Linked DNA regions of Homo sapiens: regions 1, 2, 3 and 4 are each linked to region 5. Evidence: chromatin contacts called from ENCODE Hi-C or POLR2A ChIA-PET data. All regions are on one chromosome and are shown on one strand. Each heading gives the region's core, a stretch centred on a gene start or an enhancer-like site at or near the end of the contact. The rest is flanking DNA. Distances are from core to core; before and after follow the strand shown.

Region 1 (2,822 bases), core at 52-2,551, 1.9 Mb before region 5:
GTCTAATGAAATCACAGAAAAAATATTAAAGCTGAGACTTCAGTTTTCTCGGGTGTAATAAGCATGACAAAGTTAAGCCATAAATCTGCAAGCAGGAGGCAAATGCAGATGTTTCTGGTAGGAAGCCAAAATTTGTTATGACAATTCACCATAATGGGGCCTGTTTTTGGAATTATACCTACCAAACAAAAAAAGTCAAAATCTTCACCTAGTCGACATCAACAAATGTATTATTCCTAACAGTCTGAGAAAGTTGAGTCTTTTAAAACTACGTGAAAATCTAAGAGTGGCAGTGCCTCGGTAAAATATAAAACTGGGCCGGGCGCGGTGGCTCACGCCTGTAATCCCAGCACTTTGGGAGGCCGAGGCGGGCGGATCACGAGGTCAGGAGATCGAGACCATCCCAGACAACATGGTGAAACCCCGTCTCTACTAAAACATAAAAAATTAGCTGGGCGTGGTGGCGCGAGCCTGTAGTCCCAGCTACTCGGGAGGCTAAGGCAGGGGAATCGCTTGAACCCGGGAGGCGGAGATTGCAGTGAACCGAGATCGCGCCACTGCACTCCAGCCTGGCGACAGAGCGAGACTCTGTCTCACAAACAAACAAATAAAAATAAAAGTGGCAGAGGCTTTGGGTGTCCTAAAAGTCTTGAGTTCAATACTGCACTGAAACCACCTGGCTTAATGTTACTTCGTAATCACCAACTGCGCCCTAACTCCGCCTAAACGTTTTGTCATAGACGTTCCCTTAGTGACAAGAGCGATCCTGGATCAGAACATGTATTCACAAGTGTTCTACAGGGAAAGAAAGCCGAGGGCTCCTCTCAAAGCACTGATCGCGTCAAAGTAGGAAGGCAGCACGTCATCACAACTTCCCCAAAAGTATCAGGGCAAAGCCAGCCAGCTACACAAAGTTGCAAGCTGTCAAACCCATTTTGAACTTCTTGAGTTCTGCTCTCCCAGGATGGGAAGGAACAAGTGGGTCCAGAACCCCGCAATCGTTTTTCCCGCGTGCTCACCTAACCCGCTCCGGCCACTCCCAAGGGATCCCGGAGAAGGGGTCCAGCTGCCCAAATGACTGGGCGCCTGATGGAGTGCCAAGCCGGAGCCTCACTGGTTTACCTGTTTTCTATTTCGACCGGATCCGCGTCAGGCGGCTGCACCTTCACCTTCACCTCCGCCATGAGGGCGCAGTTCCTGACGCCTGGGGGGAAAGATGCACGGAGCAGCCCGGTAGCAAGCCGGGGAACCCGGGGAACCAGTGGAGGATAGCGCTCTGCTGAGGCCGAGGGGCCTTCTTCCTCGTGTCGCAGCCGGTCCTTCCTTGCCTTTCGGCGGGAGGTGGCCAAGCTGCGCCTGCTCCGGCCCACTTACAGGCGCCGCTACAGCTTCTTATTCTTGTTTTCCAGAATGTCAATGCCCATCGGACGCACAAGCCTGGTTCCTTCATTCTGAGTTGGGAAACCAACTTTTAGCACTTGGCAACTCTGTGAAGGAATATTCTTAGATGCCTATGGGAAAGCACTGGGAAAGGAACTCCAGGCGGGTACCAGGCTCCCTGCGGAGCGGCAGGGGCCGGTCTAGTTGCTAAGAAGCTGAGTCTCCACCAATCATCTGCCCAGCACCCAGTGGGCGGGGCGCGGCTCGCCGCGTCTGTGGTAACCCGGGCGGCGGCGAAGGAGGAGGCAAGAGGCGGTGAGAGGCTGGCGACTGGGTTGGGCGCGGCAGAGATGCATTAGGGGTCCCGATCCCGGGCCCCGCGGTTAGAGGAAGAGGAGGGCGGCTAGAGGAGGGGAAGAGCTTCCCTTACTCCAGCCGAAAGGATGCAGGTGTCCTTGGCAGCCCCTGATGGGCGGGAACAACCAAACGGGATTCCGGATCCGGGCTGCGAGGGGGCGGTCCACGTTGGGAGAGTTGAGGGGTCTGGGGATCCTGTTGACTGCACGTTGCCATTTGGGCCTGGCGGATCCGCCTTTTTTCTTGATTCCCTTTGCGTGGGGCCCACTGGCCACCCCAGCTTCCTAAGGGCAGCTGCTAGTTGACGCTCGCGAATTACTTCCTCTCCTACATATTTTTTATTTAGAATTTTTCAACTACTTTTATTTTATCTGCCTTTCACTTAAATGGAAATGCGACTATGGGCAAGTCTCAAGTCCAGCCACACTCCCGTAGGAGCTATTGTTGTGCTGTCAGTATCTGTAGTTTATATTCTTGGCCCTAGATCCGGAACTATCCAACAAGGCATTAAGTTCACCCCTTAAATTTAGGTACCCCATTTTTGAGAATACAGTCTGTGACAAAGCTCAAACTGCAGACATGTTCAGATCAGCATTATTAGAACTGCAACAGGCAAAACTAAAAAGAAACTAGAAATAGCCTAAATGCCCAGCCACAAATGGATAAATAAGTACAGGGAAAACTAAATAATACAGTGAGAATGCAAGAAGTAGACTATAAAAATGGAATGAATATGTAGATTATAATTGGGCAAAATCTATGGATTATTAATGAAATTTGAAAAGGCAATACAGAGATGTAAATGGTTGTTGTGTTAAGGTGAGCGTTTTTTCCCCCTGAAACCTTCTGTGCATTAATTATGACAACCTTCCTCCCCACCCTCACCTCCAAAAAGACCAGTAAGGCTTTCATACTGGTAGTTAATTATTAATACCAGGATTTATAAATACAGTAGATGAAACGGGAGGCTTGTGTTTATTGGTCACTGTTTATATTCTTGCAAACTTCCTTTCCACTGAGAAGTAGTACTCTGCAGTCCTTCTAAAGTGTCTTTGCAGCTTTCAAATACTAGAACTGCTCTGGTG
Region 2 (2,700 bases), core at 139-2,638, 1.3 Mb before region 5:
ACTTGGGTGTATTATTTGATTCAACACTTTTTTTTTTCCTGAAACCCCTACTTTGTTCCTAGAAGAATTTTAAATGGATATAGGGGAAGATCATTTGCAAACATGGTGACAATCCTTCCCCCTCCCTAAATCTATGCCCCTTTCCAATGTGACTTTGTAGCTTCTGGGGCTGATTTCCAGTCCTTGAATCAGGGATGGCCTTTTGACTTGACTTAGCCATTGGAATATGTTGGGAGTCACCTTATGACAGTTCCAAGCCTGGGCCTCAAGAGGCCCTGAGTACTGCTGCTCTTGTCTTGGGAGCCTGTTGGTTACCATGGATAAAGCCCAGGCTACTGTGCATAAAGCTCAGGCTATGCTGCTGAGGATGAGAGACCACGTGGAGCAGAGGCATACTGTCTCAGCTGAGCCATCCCAGATCAGACAGGCCCAGCAAACCCAGCAGCTGACCAAAGACATAGGAATGAGCCCAGCTAAGCACAACCCAAATGGCTAATATGAGGACTCATGAGCTAAATAAACAATAGTTATTTTAACCACTACATTTTGGAGTGGTTTGTTATGCAGCAAAAGCTGATACACCATCTTTGCATTCAGAAGTAGCTTAGCTTTTGACTGGAATGTCCATCTCTATCTGAGTGAGATATAGATAGCTTCATATTCCCTGCTATCCATCAGCCAAGAGCAAGAAGACCAAGTGTCAGCACCATTGGCCCTCCCAGCACGTAAGTTCCAGTAGAGTCTTACATCTCTCCCTAAACACAGCCTACAGGAACCTGGAAGATGTGGACGTTCTGGCTCCCTGATGGAAGAGTTGGACAAGAGGCATGGAGTCTGTGTCTATACACCAGAGTTAAGGTGAGCTCTCCTTGCCTTTGACTTTGCCTGTGCCGTGAAGTCATGCGGCTGGAGCTGCTCTTTTCCTATTAGTCAATGAAGACTTAACTGCCATTTGTGGGAAATGTCCAGCCAGGAATGGGAAACTCACAAATTCTTCTCTTTTCTGCCCCATAGAATTATTATTATTATTATTATTATTATTATTACTATTTTTTTTTTGATAGGACAAGAGGATCCTAATGTATCTGGGTTGGGGAAGAGAGAAAGAGCTGTGTGTTAAAGCTAACAATAATTTTCTACTTTCAGTTCAAGAGTAAAATCTCTCCTGTAATCTGTGAAGGAGTGTGTGAAAAACAAAACAAAACCCAACCTGCCCTCCAGGTTTGAACTGTAGAAACTCTGTGGTAGAAAAAAAAGGCATTCTAGGGAAGAAGAGAGGAAGCAGGCCATGAAACAGATTTGCAGCTGCAGGACGTGGTGGTGTGTGGTTCCCCTCTAACCAGCTGTGTGACCTTGGGCAAATCTCCCGGCCCCACTGGGACTGCATATCACATGGGGCTGGACTAGAGAACCCCACTCCCTAGAGGATACAGTATTTTTATGAGGGAGAGCTGGAGAGGCTCCTGACTTTTGATTGTTTACCCCTGGAGGTGTGTACAACCACGTGCCATTGACAGACAATGTACCCATTGTATGACAGGGAGGTAGTGGTGCCTTCCCCAAGTTATAATTGGCCTTGGGACACAGTCAGTACATACACACCCAACATTAGACACTCCATCACTGAGCAACTCAGTGCCTCTCATTCACAAGCTGTGTGATCCTAGGAGGTTATTCCACTTCTCTGATCTTCCATTTCTTTCTGTCCCTCCCTCCCTCCCTCCCTCCCTCCCTCCCTCCCTCCCTCCCTCCCTCTCTGTCTCCCTCTCTCTCTCTTTCTTTCTTTCTTTCTCTCTTTTTCTTTTCTTTCTTTCTTTTCTCTCTTTCTCTCTTTCTTTCAACAGGGTCTCACTCTGTCACCCAGGCTGGAGTGCAGTGGCATGATCTCGGCTCATTACATCCTCAACTTCCTGGGCTCAAGTGACCCTCCCACCTCAGCCTCTGGAGTAGTTGGGACTACAGGCATGCACCACCATGCTTGGATAATTTTTTTTTATTATTTGTAGAAATGGGGTTTCACCATGTTGCCCAGGCTGGTCTTGAACTCCTGGGCTCAACAGATCCTCTGGCCTTGGCCTCCCAAATTGCTGGGATTACAAGTGTGAGGCACCACATCCAGCCTGATTTTCCATTTCTTCCTCTAAAGTGTCATGTCATGTGAAACTTTTACAATGCTGGATTGTAAGAAATATTGAATGAAAAAACATATATAGTGATACTGTATGATTCAATACATAGAACATATACAGAAGCTTATTTTTATCTATTCACTTACAGGAAATCATGTTGACCAGAAGGTCTAATTTGGCCTCAAGCAGCCACACTACACTCAGACCTTCTGGGATTTTTCATTTTTCAGTTTCAGGACTTTTTTGTTCAGTTATATGTGTACTGGAACAATCTTTTTTTTTTGGCTATAATTTTTTTTAGGTTTTATGGAACACCCTTGGTGCTTATCTCAAAGGGTTATCAAAAGGATTACATGAGGCCAGGCATGGTGGCTCACACCTGTAATCCCAGCACTTTGGGAGGCCAAGGCAGGTGGATCACGAGGTCAGGAGATCGAGACCATCCTGGCTAACATGGTGAAACCCCGTCTCTACTAAAAATACAAAAAATTAGCCGGGCATGGTGGCGGGCGCCTGTAGTCCCAGCTACTTGCCAGGCTGAGGCAGGAGAATGGTGTGAACGTGGGAGGAG
Region 3 (2,765 bases), core at 89-2,588, 1.7 Mb before region 5:
CAGCTTCCTGGGAACACAGCTGGGGTACAGGTTGAAAGCACGACCTGCCCTGATATGCTGTTGACGCTGAGCATGAAGCGACCTTCTCTGTGCCTGTTATTAATGAAAGGTAATATTCACTGAACACTTAGTATACACCAGAGACTGTTACAGCCACTGTAGGAGTTTCACCTCATTCTATCCTTTCAACAACCCAATACGATAGATGCTATTATCCTCTTTAGGATAAAATCGAGGAAACTGAGGTACAGTGAAGTCAGCATCTTGCCCAAGGTGACACAGCTATAAAGTGACAGAGCCTAGAGGAAATGTGGCTGTGGAGACCGTGCTCTTACACAGTAAGGGCAGTGACGGTGAACTCTGGATTGCAAGGATTCTCTGTGTCCATTCTGAGATGAATCAAGATTGGTCATAAGGTTTTAAGTGTTGAATCTGGGTGATGGAGATCTGGTCTATAGAGTTCTATCTACTTCTGGCTGTTTGAAATTTCTCCGCAATAAAAACTTAAATGGAATGTAAAATCCCAAAGCCTGGCCACACCAGGGGCCTGGGAATCCGTAATTCTTGCGATCAATGACGGTCCCTGGGACCTTTGGAAAAAACCTGTCCTGTGCGTCCCAGCCAGACTTCCTCCTCCAACGCCCGAACCCGGGGGTGACCAACCAAAGTGAAACCCTAAGATCGCGGCAAAATGGCCACCCCAGATCCAGTCTAACCTTGGCTTGTTTGGTCAAGCCAGACCGCTCCTCATTCCACTCCAGCAAAGCCGAAGAATAGTGTGGCCCCAAGAGACTAGCCCTCAACCGACCAATGCCTCGGGGACACATGGCCCCAGGGATGGTTCCCATTCCACCACCTGGGAAATACCATTCCCCCAAAAAGCTTATTTATTCAACTCCCCCAAAACCGGGGACTTATGGCATCAGCGACTCCCTTTCCCAATACCCGACTTCAGCCAAAGCCGAACCTGTCCCCACCCACAAGAACCCTAGGAGAGAGAGCCCGATCCCCCACTCATCACCATCCAGTTTCACGGATGGGCTTCACCCAACTCCCCTGGAGATGCACGCCCACACCCCCAAAATAAGACATCTGGGAGAGGACGGCCTGCGCCACGCCAGCGCGTTCCCACCACAATCACCACCCCCGCGCCACCCGCACGGTCCCCAAATTCAGCCCATAGTCCAGCCTTTCGGGACCTTCCTTTTCGCGCAGAAAAGGGTACGGCTGCGGCAAGGGTCCCGCGGGAGCCTCACTCACCAGCGCCACCAAAGAACAAGGGGTCGCTCCAGCCACCAGCTGGGGAGCTCCTCCAGCGGGGCGCCAGGACTACACTACCCCGAATCCTCGGCACAGCGCCCGGACCACACCTCCCAGGATGCTCGGCGCCACCAGGCGCGCCCTGAAGGCCGGCAGCTCCCATTGGCCTCTGACGGATCCGTTTCTGAGTAACACGCTCCGGTCACCGGAGAATGGCCACTGTGGCACCTGAATTCTCCCTCTTTTTTCTTAACCACGTGCATAAAACACGTAGGAGCTCCCGAGAAGAGTGCCTGGCCCTACTGTGACCCTCCTTCTGAGCGCCTCTGTCTCGAAAACTACACTTCCCAGTGACCCCTGGAGCGACTTCCGCACCCGGTACCGGCCCCGCCCCTTGGCGCGCGGAAATGACGTTTCGGGGCGCATCTGTTCGGCTTCTGGGGTTGGCGGAGGTGTACCGCTGGCTGACCAAGCTTGTTCAGGTGCTGGTTTGTGTTGCAGCGGCCTGTGGTCTCCCTGGCTCCAGCCGCCTGCTTGGAAAGTCACGCCCCATATTCCTAAACACCGGGCGAACGTCATGTCGTATACCCTTTAGCTCCATTTAAAGCCTTGAAAAGGCCGAGCAGTCTGCCTGAAGTCTCACATCCCGTACGAGGTAGACCCGATTCTGAGCCCACGCCCTCAACCCGAATACACCTTTTCCGGTGCCCTGAGACCTTTTTCTTCTTTTTGAAATCCACGAAGTTATTGTTAAACTCTCATCTCCTGAGAAGCAGAAGCCTCAGTCTCGGGCCAGAGCTTGGCCTGCCGTCGGCTTGGATCTCTAGGTCTTTGTCCGGGATCCTGGTTGAGAACAAGATTGCGCTGGTGCCATCTGGGACGCCCCATCTGGGGAGCTCGAGGGGAAGGCCCACGTCACTCTTGAGAGGGCTTTTCCACCCGTGCACCCTCTCACTGCCCTTCACCTTCCTCAGATAGGCTTTCTGAAACTTTGTCATTCTCTTGGAAGACCAAGAAAATGACCACTGTCTGAAGGGCCAGGGAGATGAGAATTTCCTAAAATTCTTTTGTAGCTCTCAGAGGGTGAATCCATTCCCTTCTGGTACCCCGAGGCTACATTATTTATTGTGAATTCAGTTCAGTCCTGGCTCCGGAGACATGTCCAGTGTCAATTGGATTCATCCCTCAACATCATTCTCTGCCTCATGAGTCAGTCATCACCAAGAAATTAGTTGTTAATACACATAAAGGTTCAGAACAACAATGCAGGGATGCCTGTGTTCAAGTGTTCACTTGTGCTGGCTGTACAATAAAGACACAGATGGCTGACATCTCTTAAGCCTGGAAATGAAGACTTACAGGATGAGGTGCTGCCTGAGGAATTAGGCAAGATGAGGAGTTGGAAGAACACAGACGAGTAAGGAAGAGTGTAGGAAGTGTGAACAGAATCTCAGGGTCTGAGCCACTGGGTGGACTGTCATGACCACAGTGAGATTTTCAGCAGC
Region 4 (2,909 bases), core at 71-2,570, 1.3 Mb after region 5:
ATCTGCCATTAGAAATAGTTTTACTTCTTCCTTTCCAATTTTAATGCTCCTTATTTTTTCTTGCCTACATCCTCTGTCTGGAACTTTTAGTACAATGTTGAACAGCAATATTGAAAGCAAACATCCTTGTCTTGTTCTTAATTTTAAAGAGAAAGGTTTCAGTCTTTCACCATTGACCATGGTATTAATCATCAGGTTTTCATAAATGTCCTTTAACATGTTGAGAAAGTTTCTCCCATTTCTAGTTTTTGAGTATTTTTCTCATGAAAGGTTTTGGATTGTGTCAAATTCTTTTTCTGCACTGGTTAAGATAATTATTTTTTCCTTTGTTCTATTAATATGGTGTATTACATTGATTGCTGTTATCTTATTGAATGACTCTGGCATTTCTGTGATAAATCCCATTTAGTTATAATGTATAATCCTTTTAATATGCTATTAAATTGAGTTTGCTAGTATTTCTTGAGGATTTCTTCATCTATAATCATAAGGGATTTTGGTCCATAATTTTCTTATTTCTAGTGATGTCTTTGTCTGGCTTTGGTATCAGGATAAGCTGGCCACATAGAATGAGTTAGAACATGTTCCCTCTTCCATTTTTTGGAAAAGTTTGAGAAGGATTGCTGTTAATTGCTTAAATGTTGAGTAGATTCACCAGTAAAACCATCTGGTCTTAGGCTTTTCTTTGTTGGGAAGTGTTTAATTACTGATATAATTTCTTGTTATATAAATCTGTTCAAATTTTGTTTCTTCATGAGTCAGTTTTGCTACCTTGTATGCTTCTAGAGAATTGTCAATTTCATCCATGTTTTGTAATTTGTTAGCATACAATAGTTCAAATATTCTCTTATGATCTTTTCGTGGTAGAAGGTCTATAGAAATGTCACCACTTTCATTTCTGATTTTAGTTAAGTGCAACTTCTATTTTTTTCTGATTTCAGTTAAGTGCAACTTCTGTTTTCTTCTGATTTCAATTAAGTGCAACTTCTGTTTTTTTCTTCGTCTTGCTAAAGATTTGACAATTTTGTTGATCTTTTCAAGGATCTAACTTTTAGTTTTATTAACTATATCTCTGATGGCTAATTTTATGTATCAGCTTGACTGGTCCCAGACATTTGGCCAAACATCATTCTGGGTGTTTTTGTAACAGTGTCTCTGGATGAGATTAACATTTGAATTAGTAGACTGAGTAATGCAGACTGTCCTTCCTCCCTAATGTGCTTGGGCTTCAACCAGTTAACTGAAAACCTCAACAGTACAAAAAAAACTAAATAAAAAGAAACCCTTCTGCTTGACTACCTTTAGCTGAAACATTGCTATTTTTCTGCCTTTAGACTCAAACTGAAACACTGGTTGTTTTTGAGTCTGAAGCCTGCCAGACTCAAAAAGCCATTGGACTGGAACTTATATTCTCAACTTTTTTGGTTCTCCAGATCTTGGATCTTTTCAGCCTCCATTATCAAGTGAACCAATTCTTTATAATAAATATCTTGATAGAGATAGATAGACAGATAGATAGATAGATAGATAGATAGATAGATAGATAGATAGATTAGATGGATGGACAGAGATATAGATATCTTCTTAGCTCTGTTTCACTGGAGAACACTAATACTAATGTTTCTTCTTGAGTCAGTTTTGCTACATTGTATGTTTCTAGAGACTTGTCAATTTTATCTCTGTTCTGTAATAGTTCGAATATTCTCTTATGATATTTTTGTTGTAGGTCTATAGAAATATCACCATTTTCGTTTAGTCAGGGGAATTAGTCAAGGTCCTCCAGGTTTACTCTGATGTTTTTCTATCCTCTATTTCATTTATCTCTGCTCTAATAATTATTATTTCCTTTTTTAATACAAGCCTTGGGCTTAGTTTGCTTATTGTTTTCTACTTTCTTAAAGTGCAAAATTGGATTATTGATTTGAGATCTTTATTTTTAATGTTGGCATTTACAGCTATAAGTCACCCTCTGAGCACTGCTTTTTCTGCATCCTGTAAGTTTGTGTATGTGTGTTTTTATTTTCATTCATGTTTAGGAATTTTGCAATTTACCAGAGTGATTTCTTCTTTGGTTTATTGGTATTAAAGAGTGTGTTATTTAATTTTATTTTTCACATATTTGTGGACTTTCCAGTATTTTTTGTTGTTGTTGTTATTGGTTTCTAACTTCATGTCATTGTGGTCAGAGAAGATCACTTACATGATTTCAGTCTTTTCAAATTAATTGAAAATTGTTTTTGTGGCCTACCGTATGGTCTATTCTGGAAACAGGCCCAGAAGAAATTGAGAAGAATGTGTATTCAGCTGTTGTGGAATGGAGTGTTCAAAATCTCTGTCAGGTCTAGTTGGTGTATGGTGCTATTCAAGTTCTCTATGTCCTTCTTGGTCTCCATTTCAGTGTTCTATCCATTACTGAAAGTGGGATATTTAAATCTCTAATAGTTACTGTAGAACTATCTATTTCTCCCTTGAAGTCCATCAGTGTTTGCTTCATATCTTTTGGCTCTGTTGTTTGTTGCCTATATGTTTATAAATGCTATGGCTTCTTAAAGAATAGACTCTTTTATTAATATTTAATGTCCTTCTTTCTCTCTTTTAATAGCTTTTGACTAAAAGATCATTTTGCCTGATATTAGTAGAGCCACCCTGGCTTTCTTTTGGTTACTACTTGCATGGAATATCTTTATCCATATTTTTGCTTTGAACCCACATTTATCTTTAGATCTAAAGTAATCTCTGGAATCGTGTTTTTATCTGTCTGACCATTTCTGCCTTTGGGAAAATTTTATCCATGAGCATTTAAAATAATTACTGATAAGGAAGTTCTTAATTCTGTCATTTTGCTATTTGTTTTCTGTATATGTTATACTTTTTTTGTTCCTTATTTCCTTCATTATTGCTTTCTTTTG
Region 5 (2,885 bases), core at 386-2,885:
TCTCAGACCCGCGCGTTGGGCCCGAACAGTTTGTCCCCACGCAGCTCCCATATAAGGCGGGCCCCTCCCCTGCCCCAGCCAGCTAGGTCGCCGCGCTGGCTCCCTGGCGGCTTCTCAAACCAACCCGCCGCTACTGCGCATGCTTGGCAAGCTCGCCCGCTCCTTAATATCCTGCTCCGGCTGTTCCTGCCACCCGTTGGTCAAATTCGCACCCAGCTCTGCTCCAGACAGAGGGAAAACCCAGTGATTTCCGGGCTCTAGAAACAAAGGGAGGCTATGATTCCCTGCTGGCCCTAGGGGTCCAGGGAAGGTTATGGAAAGATAATTCTTTGTGTAAGCGGGTTGCGTACTTGCAGACATCATCCCACTTGATGCATTCACCACTCTATGCCGTTGTTCCTGATTTGCAGATGAGACAAGAAGCCTCAGAGGCGCCCAGTAATTCAGAATTACAGGCTGACAAGGCTAGTGTTGGAGCTAGGACTTAAAAACAGGAGTTCCGCCTCCATTCCTTGCGTCTCCCATTATAGCTTGGCTTCCTGGAATGGCTGCTCCTGTGGCTCGCAGGTGGGCTTCTGGGTGTGCGCAAACGATTTCATGCATGCTCGATTCACTGAATGAATGAATGCATTTACCTTCTACACAGGAAGGGAGGTGGAGCTCACTTCTACCAGAGGCCCTAAGCCTTAAGATACCAGTTGTCGGCCTGGCGCGGTGGCTCACGCCTGTAATCCCAGCATTCTGGGAGGCCAAGGCGGGCGGATCATTTGAGGTCAGGAGTTCGAGACCAACCTGGCCAACATGGTGAAACCCCGTCTCTACTAAAAATACAAAAATCAGCCGGGCGTGGTGGCACGCCCAGCTATTCGGGAGGCTGAGGCAGGAGAATCTCTTGAACCCGGGAGGCGGACGTTGCAGTGAGCCGAGATCGCAGCATTACACTCCAGCCTGGGTGACCGAGCGAGACCCTGTCTCAAAAAAAAAAAAAAAAAAAAAAAAATACCAGTTGTGTTCGCCTTTAACTCCCTTATGATTAAAACTAAAAATTACTAAAGTGTACAAAAGTGCAAAACAAGTCTAAATAAGGTTTGATTCTAGCCAATATAATGACATTCCCGCACACATTTAAAACATCCAACACCCTATTAATTTTCGTTTATCGGTATCCCGAGTTAAGGGGTCCAAAACATACGGTCGGACCTCCTTAGGGTAGCAGAGAAGGCCCTAGCGGAGTTTGCCACCAACAAGCTGTGATCATCTCTGCGCCTCAGTTTGTTCGTGTGTAAAATGGATACGTTAACTCATGTTTGGCTGGGTGAAGCCAGGTTCTTGTTAAGGGCTGAAAAACTGGCTTTGGTCACCTGACCCCAGGACTGTGATCCTTGCCGCTGGCTTTAAATTGCTGCGATCCTCTTCTCTCCAGTTGTTCAGGCCATGAGGGTGGGTTCTAGTTTTCCTGAAACCATCCGCTCCGGGTCGCCCCCATAACCTCTGCGCCAAGGTCCACAACGTGGCCTTTCCAGACTTGCAGATCCCGGAGGCTGCTTCCAGGCCCCGCGGCCCCGCCCCTCTGCACCGCCCGGCCGCCGCCAAACCGTGGCGCATGGATCACGCGGGCCGGAGCCGTTCTGGGCATGCTCAGTGGCCTGGCAGGTGGGGCTGCCGCGGAACTCCAGGTCCGGCCGGGAGCAGAGGGGCGGGGGCGAGAGGGAAGTGGGCGGGAGCCGCGATCTGAGTAGCCAGCGTCGCCGGCGACCGCGGAGTTCTGGGCTAGTGGGACCCCGCGCGGGCTGGTTCGGGATGAGCGATGGCATCGGTCAAGGTGGCCGTGAGGGTCCGGCCCATGAATCGCAGGTGAGTGGGGCCGCCCGCGCCCCGCCCCCTCGTCGCGCCCCCACCCAGAGGAAGCCTGTTTCCAGCTCCCCCAAAGCCAGCCTGGACTTAAAAGTGTCACCGGCTGGTCCCTGGCCCACCGGGCCCAGGCTGTGGCCTCTGGGGGCCTGGAGGACTTCGTGCACTGCTGTCCCGTTCACATTGCCCTGGAGAGGACCCTGGTGGTAAAGGAGAAGATTCTATTAACTCTCTCCATCGTATTAACTTGAGATGTTCTTGTTCCCCCTTTAAAAAAGCATCAAGGGAACGTTACCATGAAGATGTAAAATAGTTGGGGGGAAGGTGAGAGTGCTGAGGGGGGGCACCACGAACTGTCAGGTGAACCCCTCATTTCTACCAACTCAGAAGTTCTCTTAACAATTAACCATGCTACTTTTTAATCTTTCAGTTAGAGATGATTTTGATTCCCTGAATGTCTAATCGATAACTTAGCAGTTCCTAACTTCATGTTAGAGAGTGGATGGGAAAACTTTGACAAAGTCCTGACTCCTAGAAAAAAGTCAGGGACGCTTTACACGTGTTTGAAATACTCTGATATTAAGAGAGAGGAAGAGTGTTACACACAAAATTTAATCTTGTTATATATTTCTACGAAGTAATGCTTTTTCAGAATCCTTCTCTTCATTCACTGAAAAATAGCCTGTGCTCCCTTTTCAATGACCTCTTTTTAATCCGTTTAGAAAGTTTCTTTGGAAAAGTTACTTTTTAAATTGGTTTGACTTCAAAGAATGAGGTAGAAATGGGATGTGTCCTCCAAGGTGACAGGCAAGGTTCACACAGAGCCATTTGATTTTATTGACTTCTCTACCAAGTTGGTGGATATTTGACTTACCATAGGGCCTTTTTGCTTTTGTCATATCAACTTGTGGAGGTTAATGTTTGGTAGTTCTGATGCCTGATTGGGGCAGCCGAAGGCCATAAAATCAAAAGATTTCCAGAACCTTATTTGACTCATCTAAATCTGTTTCTTCTCTTGGCAAGTAGGGAATCAT

Evidence for each region. A loop is a pair of places that touch in the nucleus more often than their neighbours do. ChIA-PET counts read pairs that join two places held with the same protein, here RNA polymerase II (POLR2A). Pooled maps may share reads with other maps.
Region 1: a map of B cell shows a loop between it and region 5 (23-fold over the local background). The contact joins the promoter of POLR3F here to the promoter of KIF16B in region 5. A Hi-C loop is called at or near these places in 1 of 168 maps with a recorded cell type or tissue (B cell) and 9 of 50 pooled maps. POLR2A ChIA-PET finds 5 or more read pairs at or near these places in 1 of 52 experiments (AG04449).
Region 2: a pooled map shows a loop between it and region 5 (4-fold over the local background). The contact joins the enhancer-like site here to the promoter of KIF16B in region 5. A Hi-C loop is called at or near these places in 1 of 37 single-sample maps with no recorded cell type and 1 of 50 pooled maps. POLR2A ChIA-PET finds 5 or more read pairs at or near these places in 2 of 52 experiments (HepG2 and activated naive CD8-positive, alpha-beta T cell).
Region 3: a map of CD8-positive, alpha-beta T cell shows a loop between it and region 5 (23-fold over the local background). The contact joins the promoter of ZNF133 here to the promoter of KIF16B in region 5. A Hi-C loop is called at or near these places in 5 of 168 maps with a recorded cell type or tissue (CD4-positive, alpha-beta T cell, CD4-positive, alpha-beta memory T cell, CD8-positive, alpha-beta T cell and 2 more), 1 of 37 single-sample maps with no recorded cell type and 16 of 50 pooled maps.
Region 4: a map of B cell shows a loop between it and region 5 (10-fold over the local background). The contact joins the enhancer-like site here to the promoter of KIF16B in region 5. A Hi-C loop is called at or near these places in 1 of 168 maps with a recorded cell type or tissue (B cell), 3 of 37 single-sample maps with no recorded cell type and 3 of 50 pooled maps.

The regions. Positions count from the first base shown.
Region 1 is chr20:18,465,869-18,468,690 of GRCh38, reverse strand. POLR3F (RNA polymerase III subunit F) reads right to left here and starts at 1,301. Exons shown (of 9, transcript NM_006466.4): 1 at 1,123-1,301. The coding sequence starts at 1,184. It overlaps DZANK1 (double zinc ribbon and ankyrin repeat domains 1), which reads left to right and starts at 1,661. Exons shown (of 21, transcript NM_001367614.1): 1 at 1,661-1,695. RefSeq lists enhancers at 1,221-1,540, 1,163-1,781.
Region 2 is chr20:17,855,044-17,857,743 of GRCh38, reverse strand. No RefSeq gene overlaps it. Among named protein-coding and RNA genes, the nearest start is that of SNORD17, 110 kb to the left of the region's middle. Within about 2 kb of position 1,388, at least 11 of the 41 ENCODE cell types and tissues checked have a DNase peak (open chromatin) inside an H3K27ac peak, as active enhancers do.
Region 3 is chr20:18,287,100-18,289,864 of GRCh38, reverse strand. ZNF133 (zinc finger protein 133) reads right to left here and starts at 1,338. Exons shown (of 7, transcript NM_001352452.2): 1 at 1,261-1,338. RefSeq lists enhancers at 606-725, 1,286-1,625, 731-1,636, 1,716-1,765.
Region 4 is chr20:15,316,127-15,319,035 of GRCh38, reverse strand. The region is part of intron 6 of MACROD2 (mono-ADP ribosylhydrolase 2); the gene reads right to left. Among named protein-coding and RNA genes, the nearest start is that of MACROD2-AS1, 390 kb to the right of the region's middle. Within about 2 kb of position 1,320, at least 2 of the 41 ENCODE cell types and tissues checked have a DNase peak (open chromatin) inside an H3K27ac peak, as active enhancers do; they include B cell, where a contact is called at or near this core.
Region 5 is chr20:16,572,198-16,575,082 of GRCh38, reverse strand. It overlaps KIF16B (kinesin family member 16B), which reads left to right and starts at 1,635. Exons shown (of 26, transcript NM_024704.5): 1 at 1,635-1,854. The coding sequence starts at 1,808. RefSeq lists silencers at 1,599-1,728, 1,515-1,744 and an enhancer at 1,357-1,878.